Linked DNA regions of Homo sapiens: region 2 is linked to region 1. A link is an interaction called in ENCODE POLR2A ChIA-PET data of the cell type or tissue named here. Cell type or tissue: PC-9. All regions are shown on one strand. Links, peaks and the distances in the headings refer to the core of each region. The heading gives the core; the rest is flanking DNA.

Evidence for each region. ChIA-PET counts read pairs that join two places held together with the same protein. Peaks named below come from ENCODE experiments on the same cell type or tissue, not always from the same donor. Only the 100,000 strongest peaks of a DNase experiment are listed, where the experiment ranks them.
Region 2: POLR2A ChIA-PET joins it to region 1 with 7 read pairs; 3 of 35 experiments call an interaction of 5 or more read pairs at or near these places.

The regions. Positions count from the first base shown.
Region 1 is chr2:170,737,638-170,740,558 of GRCh38, reverse strand. The region is part of intron 1 of ERICH2-DT (ERICH2 divergent transcript); the gene reads left to right. Among named protein-coding and RNA genes, the nearest start is that of SP5, 24 kb to the right of the region's middle. In PC-9, for the core only: no CTCF peak of the experiment used is centred there; a DNase peak (open chromatin) is centred at 1,338; H3K27ac peaks cover 2,228 bases.
Region 2 is chr2:170,663,521-170,666,441 of GRCh38, reverse strand. The region is part of intron 3 of LOC100130256 (a long non-coding RNA gene); the gene reads left to right. Among named protein-coding and RNA genes, the nearest start is that of LINC01124, 50 kb to the left of the region's middle. In PC-9, for the core only: no CTCF peak of the experiment used is centred there; no DNase peak of the experiment used is centred there.

The sequences.
Region 1 (2,921 bases), core at 262-2,761:
CTGCACAATTTTTTAAATGCATGGATACATTGATAGAAATCACTTTTTAAAAACTCAAAAACTAGGTTTTATCACTCCTCTTTCCCAAATTCTTCAATGGTGTCCCATTGCTTTTAGGATAATTGAAACAGATTGAGCAACACTATTTTTCTGTGGGAATATTAGCTCTTAGACACTGCAAGTTAATATTGTTGTTATTTATATAGCCTAAGTTTGTTCTATTAAAAATTTACTATTCAGGCTGGGTGCAGTGGCTCTTGCCTGTAATCCTAGCACTTTGGGAGGCCAGGGTGCGTGGATCACTTGAGCCCAGGAGTTCCAGAATGGGCCTGGTCAACATGGCAAGATCCCATCTCTACAAAATTTTTTTTTTAATTAGCTGGGCATTGTGGCAGGTGCCTGCAGTCCCTGCTACTTGGGAGGCTGAGGTGGGAGGATCGCTTGTGCTTAGGAGGTCGAGATTGCAATGAGCTGTGATTGCACTATTGCACTCCAACCTGGGCAACAGAGCAGGACTGTGTCTCAAAAAAAAAAAAAAATCACTATTGAAATACTCAGTGAAGTATCAGTGATTTTGTAGTAAGCTTCCACAAGTACAATATTTAAGGGAAAAAAAGTGCAGCTGCTCATTTTGATTTTAGGGGGTTTCAGTTCTGAACTAAAGTCCCTGAATATCAAGGTCCTGCTGGCCTCTCCTGGCTCACAGTGAGTGACTTCCTCTTTCTTTCTGCTCAAACCATATTGGCTCCTTTTCTGCTTGTTGGACCCCTGAGTCTTTCTTCCACTTCAGGCTTTTGCACCAGGAGCTCCCTTTATGCCCATGACTCCTCTCCTCAACCCATCCTCCAACACGCCTAGTCCAGTATTTACCAAGCTTCAGGTTTACACCTAACACCTTCATGTTTGCCCTTTCTGTGTAATGCGTACTCTATTATTTTTCTTATGATCTTTTTTACATTGACAGCTTTTAAAACTTAAATACATTTATTTTACAAGGAAATTTTATATGCCAACGTAAATGGAAAGCCAATTTCACTGGCCACAAATAATGCAAAACCATAAAATACAGAATAATGACAATAATATATCTGTGTACCACTAGTTTCTGTAACATACTTTGCAACACCCTAGTTTAATTACTTTTTACTCATTGTTGAGTTATTTATTAGCTTAAATATTGCTTTGTTTTAGGGAAGTCTTCTCTAACTGCTTGGACTAGACCAAGCTCCTATGCAGCACATTCCTGGACCATGACTGCATAACATTTGTGAGCTACGCAGCACTCATAGTTACATATTTGTGTGATTATTTTACAGTGTTTGCCTTGCCAACTGGACTTAAGCTTCATGAGAACAGGATTTGTATTAATTTTGCTCCCCTCACATCTGTGCTGACCACAGCGTGAGCCTATTGTTAATGCTTAAAAAATACCTACGGAATGAATAAGTGAATACCTGTATGAAATTATCACCTGAGAGCAACCAACTTCCTTTGTTTTGCTTCCATGCCCACCAATACGTCTTCTAACTACAATGAAGTTTCCTCAAATTCCTCTTCTTTTTTTTAGAGACAGGGTCTTTCAGTCTGTCACCCAGGCTGGAGTGCAGTGGCTCAATCATAGCTCACTGTAACCTCCAATTCCTGGGCTCCAATGATCCTTCTGCCTCAGCCTCCTAAGTAGCTAGAACTACAGGCACATATCACCATGCACAACTAATTTCTTGAAAAATTTTTGTAGCCCAGGAGTTCCAGACCAGCCTGGTCAACATGGCAAGATCCCATCTCTACACTATATTGCCCAGGCTGGTCTCAAACTCCTGGGCTCAAGCAATCCTCCTGCCTCAGCCTCCTGCATAGCTGGGACTACACATTTGCATCACTGTACTCAGCTCTGAAATTATTTTTGAAAGAAAGCAGGGTAAATATAAGTAATGTATGAATAAATGAATAGATGGATTTCAGGAAGAGGGTGGCCTGGAGTGGCAAATCATAGTTACCAAAATGACTGCAACAGTCTCTCCCATTCCACGTGTTCTGCAGAGGGACTTTGTCACTCCCACATCAAGAGACAGAATCTGGCCGGGCACGGTGGCTCATGCCTGTAATTCCAGCACTTTGGGAGGCTGAAGCAGGCAGATCACTTGAGGTCAGGAGTTCGGGACCAGCCTGGCCAACATGGTGAAACCCCATCTCTACCAAAAATACAAAAATTAGCTGGGCATGGTGGCACATGCCTGTAAGCCCAGCTACTCAAGAGGCTGAGGCACAAGCATCGCTTGAACCCGGGAAGCGGAGGTTGCAGTGAGCTGAGATTGTGCCACTGCACTCCAGCCTGGGTGATGGAGAACTCTGTCTCAAAACTAAATAAATTAAAAAAGAAAAAAAGACACAGAATCTAATTCCCTCCTTTTGAATATATATTAGTCTAAGTGACTCACTTGAACCAACAAATGTGACTTCCAAAGCTAATCAGAAAGGTCAGTCAGCTTCCACCTTTCTCTTAGAACATTCACGGCCTGGCTGTGCCTCTCAGGACACTCCCTCACCGGGCCCAGCCACCATGCTGTGAAGAGCCAAGCCACATGGGAAAGCCACGTGGCAGGTTTTCTGGTTGCCAGCTCCAGCTGAGCCCAGTCTTCAAGCCACCCTAGCCCAGGCAACAGACATGTGAGTGGGGCAGCCGCCAGGTGATTCCTGCCCCTAGTCATTCCAGTTTTCCCAACTGACACCCTAGATATTGTGGGGCAAAAATAGACCATCCTTGTTGTACTGTATCTGAATTCCTGACCCACAGAATCTGTGAGCACAGTAAGATAACTATTGTCTACACCACTAAGTTTTGGGGGTGGTTTGTTGTGGAGTAATAGATAACCAGAACAGAATTTGGTACCTGGAAGTGGGATTCTCCCATAACAAAAACC
Region 2 (2,921 bases), core at 142-2,641, 74 kb after region 1:
CATCATGTGTAAATGCACAAAATCCTTTTCTACTTTTAACAGGAATATAATGAAAACCTGATTTGGCTGGACACTTCAGTAAAAGCAGTCAGACTGGTTTTTACACATAGACACAATCTGAATTGATGACCCGTTCAGTCATTTAACCAATTAACTTGATCAATAACCAGTTAGTGACTTTATTAGAGGTCCTCCATGGATCAAATAATTCAAAGAACCACATATAATTAAATACGAGATTATGAATTAGTTATGGATACAAACAAAGAAACATTTAAGTGAAAATATCTCAGTATCTCTTTAAAATGTCCATTTCACACAAATTTGATTTAGGATGAAAATTAATGTAATTCTGTCAAAGCTACATAGAAAAGCGGCACCATATGCAATTAAAAAAAAGCAATACCCAAACATTTACTTTAGGGATAGTCTCTGAACTTTGAAATATCTATAAAACGGTGTATGTGATATAACTGGCTTTTCTGTTGGAGGTGACGTTAACTGTCACCAAGGAACTGGTAATAAATACATTATGAAATCCCATAAATCAACATTAGCAAACACAGCCCTCAGCAAACTATCTTTCGATGACTACTATAATGATTAATAAGAATGTGAAGTCCAATTAATATACTGATTTTTCACTCTTGAACTTCATCTAGTTCATTAACATAGAAAATATTTAATCCCTCCCATCGTCAATCTAAATCTTAATCCTAATCCTTCTCTTCAGTCTCTGATCATTTCCACCCTGAAAATCTGGCCAATCCCACAACCCCCTTTAATTACCTTTCCATTTCTTTCCTTCCTTCTGCCACCAAGTTTCTGGAGTTGTCTGAGGCCACAGGAAACTAAAGTGACTGTCCTAGTCACGCAGTTAAAAAACTGTGGCGCCACATCTCAACCCATTTCTTCTGCATGGCATCATCTTTAATGTGTCCTTCCTCCACCCCTTCCTTCTGTAGCCCACGCCCTCCGGTATGTAAAGTGATGTCTTTGCACCATGTGTTGGTCTCAAGTCCCTCTCTATTCCCCTATCATTACTCTAGCTTACTAATTGATCTGTAATTGATCTTCTAATTGATCTCCTTGTCTCTTGCTTCTCCCCTTTACACAACAGCCAACAAGCCCTCTTCAAATTTCAGCTCTGTTTATGGCATTCCTCTGAACAAAATCCCCCCCTGGCTTCTTATTGTTTACTAAATAGAGTCCAAACTACTTACTGTAGCATTCAAAGTTCCCCACAGTCTACTTCTTCTGTTTTACCTTTTATTTTTAGTTTGACTATGCTCTATTCAAAACAACAACAGGGAGTGGGCGTGGTGGCTCACGCCTGTAATCCTACCACTTTGGGAGGCCAAGGCAGGTGGATCACCTGAGGTCAAGAGTTCGAGACCAGCCTGGCCAACATGGTGAAACCCCGTCTCTAATAAAAATAAAAAATTAGCTGGGCGTGGTGGCGGACGCCTGTAATCCCAGCTACTCAGGAGGCTGAGGCAGGAGAATCTCTTGAACCCGGGAGGAGGAGTTTGCAGTGAGCTGATATTGTGCCACTACACTCCAGCCTGGTTGACAGAGTGAGACTCCGTCTCAAAAACAAACAAAAAACAACAACAACAAAAAACACCAAACGACAATAGGGCCTAAAGTTTCCTATTTCCTCAGTCTAATTGGGCTTTTCCAGGGCACTTAGTTGTTCCGGTTACACAAGGCTGCTTAGAATGTGGGAGCAGGAAGGCTTTCTCTAAACCTCACCAAGGGCTAGCCCAGCAGTCTTGGTGACCTACTTGATGGAGTGCCAGTTTGTCCTACTTCTGGCCATTTCTGCTGTACTGACCATTCAAGATTCAACTTAAATACTAATTCCTTCATGAAACATTCCTTTATGCAGCCTCCTCTCATCTTACTTGCTTTGCCATTTCTTATTGTAAATGTCTGTGCAGGTGTCACATCTCCCCTCCTATGCTGTAAGCTCCTGGAGCAGCTCCACAACAGTGTCTTAAAACAATAGTATCTGGTTGGGCACAGTGGCTCATGCCTATAATCCCAGTACTTTGGGAGGCCAAGGCGGGCGGATCATTTGAGCTCAGGAGTTCAAGACCAGCCTGGGCAACATGGTGAAACCCCATCTCTACAAAAAAATACAAAAATTATCTGGGCATGGTGGTGGGCGCCTGTAGTCCCAGCTACTAGGGAGGCTGAGGTGGAGGATCATTTGAGCCCAGGAGGTGGAGGTTGCAGTGAGCCAAGATTGTACCACTGCACTCCAGCCTGGGTGACAGAGTGAGACCCTGTCTCAAAAACAAACAAACAAACAAACACAAACAGAAACCCACAGTAGAATCTGAAGAATTGTCATGAGGCATGGCACAAATAATTTATTCTTAATAACAGTTCCAAGTACAATGGCTTTACTGTAAGAGGGGGAATTACATGGTATGTGAATAATATTTCGAAACAGTTGTTATAAAAATAATAGTTCAAATCCTAATATTTAGTTATTTATCTATTTTTTTGAGACAGGGTCTCATTCTGTCTCCCAGGCTGAAGTGCAGTGGTGTATTCATGGCTCACTGCTGCCTTGGCCGCCTGGGCTCAAGCAATCCTTCCACCTCAGTCTCCTGAGTAGCTGGGATTACAGGCACGTGCCACCATAACGGTTAATTTTTAAATTTTTGTAAAGACAATCCCACTGTGTTGCCTAGGATGGTCTTGAACCCCTGGGCTCAAGAGATCCTTTTGCCTCAGCCTCCCAAAGTGCTGGGATTACAGGCATAAGCCACCATACCCAGACTGAATCCTAATATTAACAAATGATTTTAAGTTACTTAAAAATAATTTTAGGCTGGGCGCGGTGGCTCATGCCTGTAATCCCAGCACTTCGGGAGGCCGAGGCGGGTGGATCACGAGGTCAGGAGATT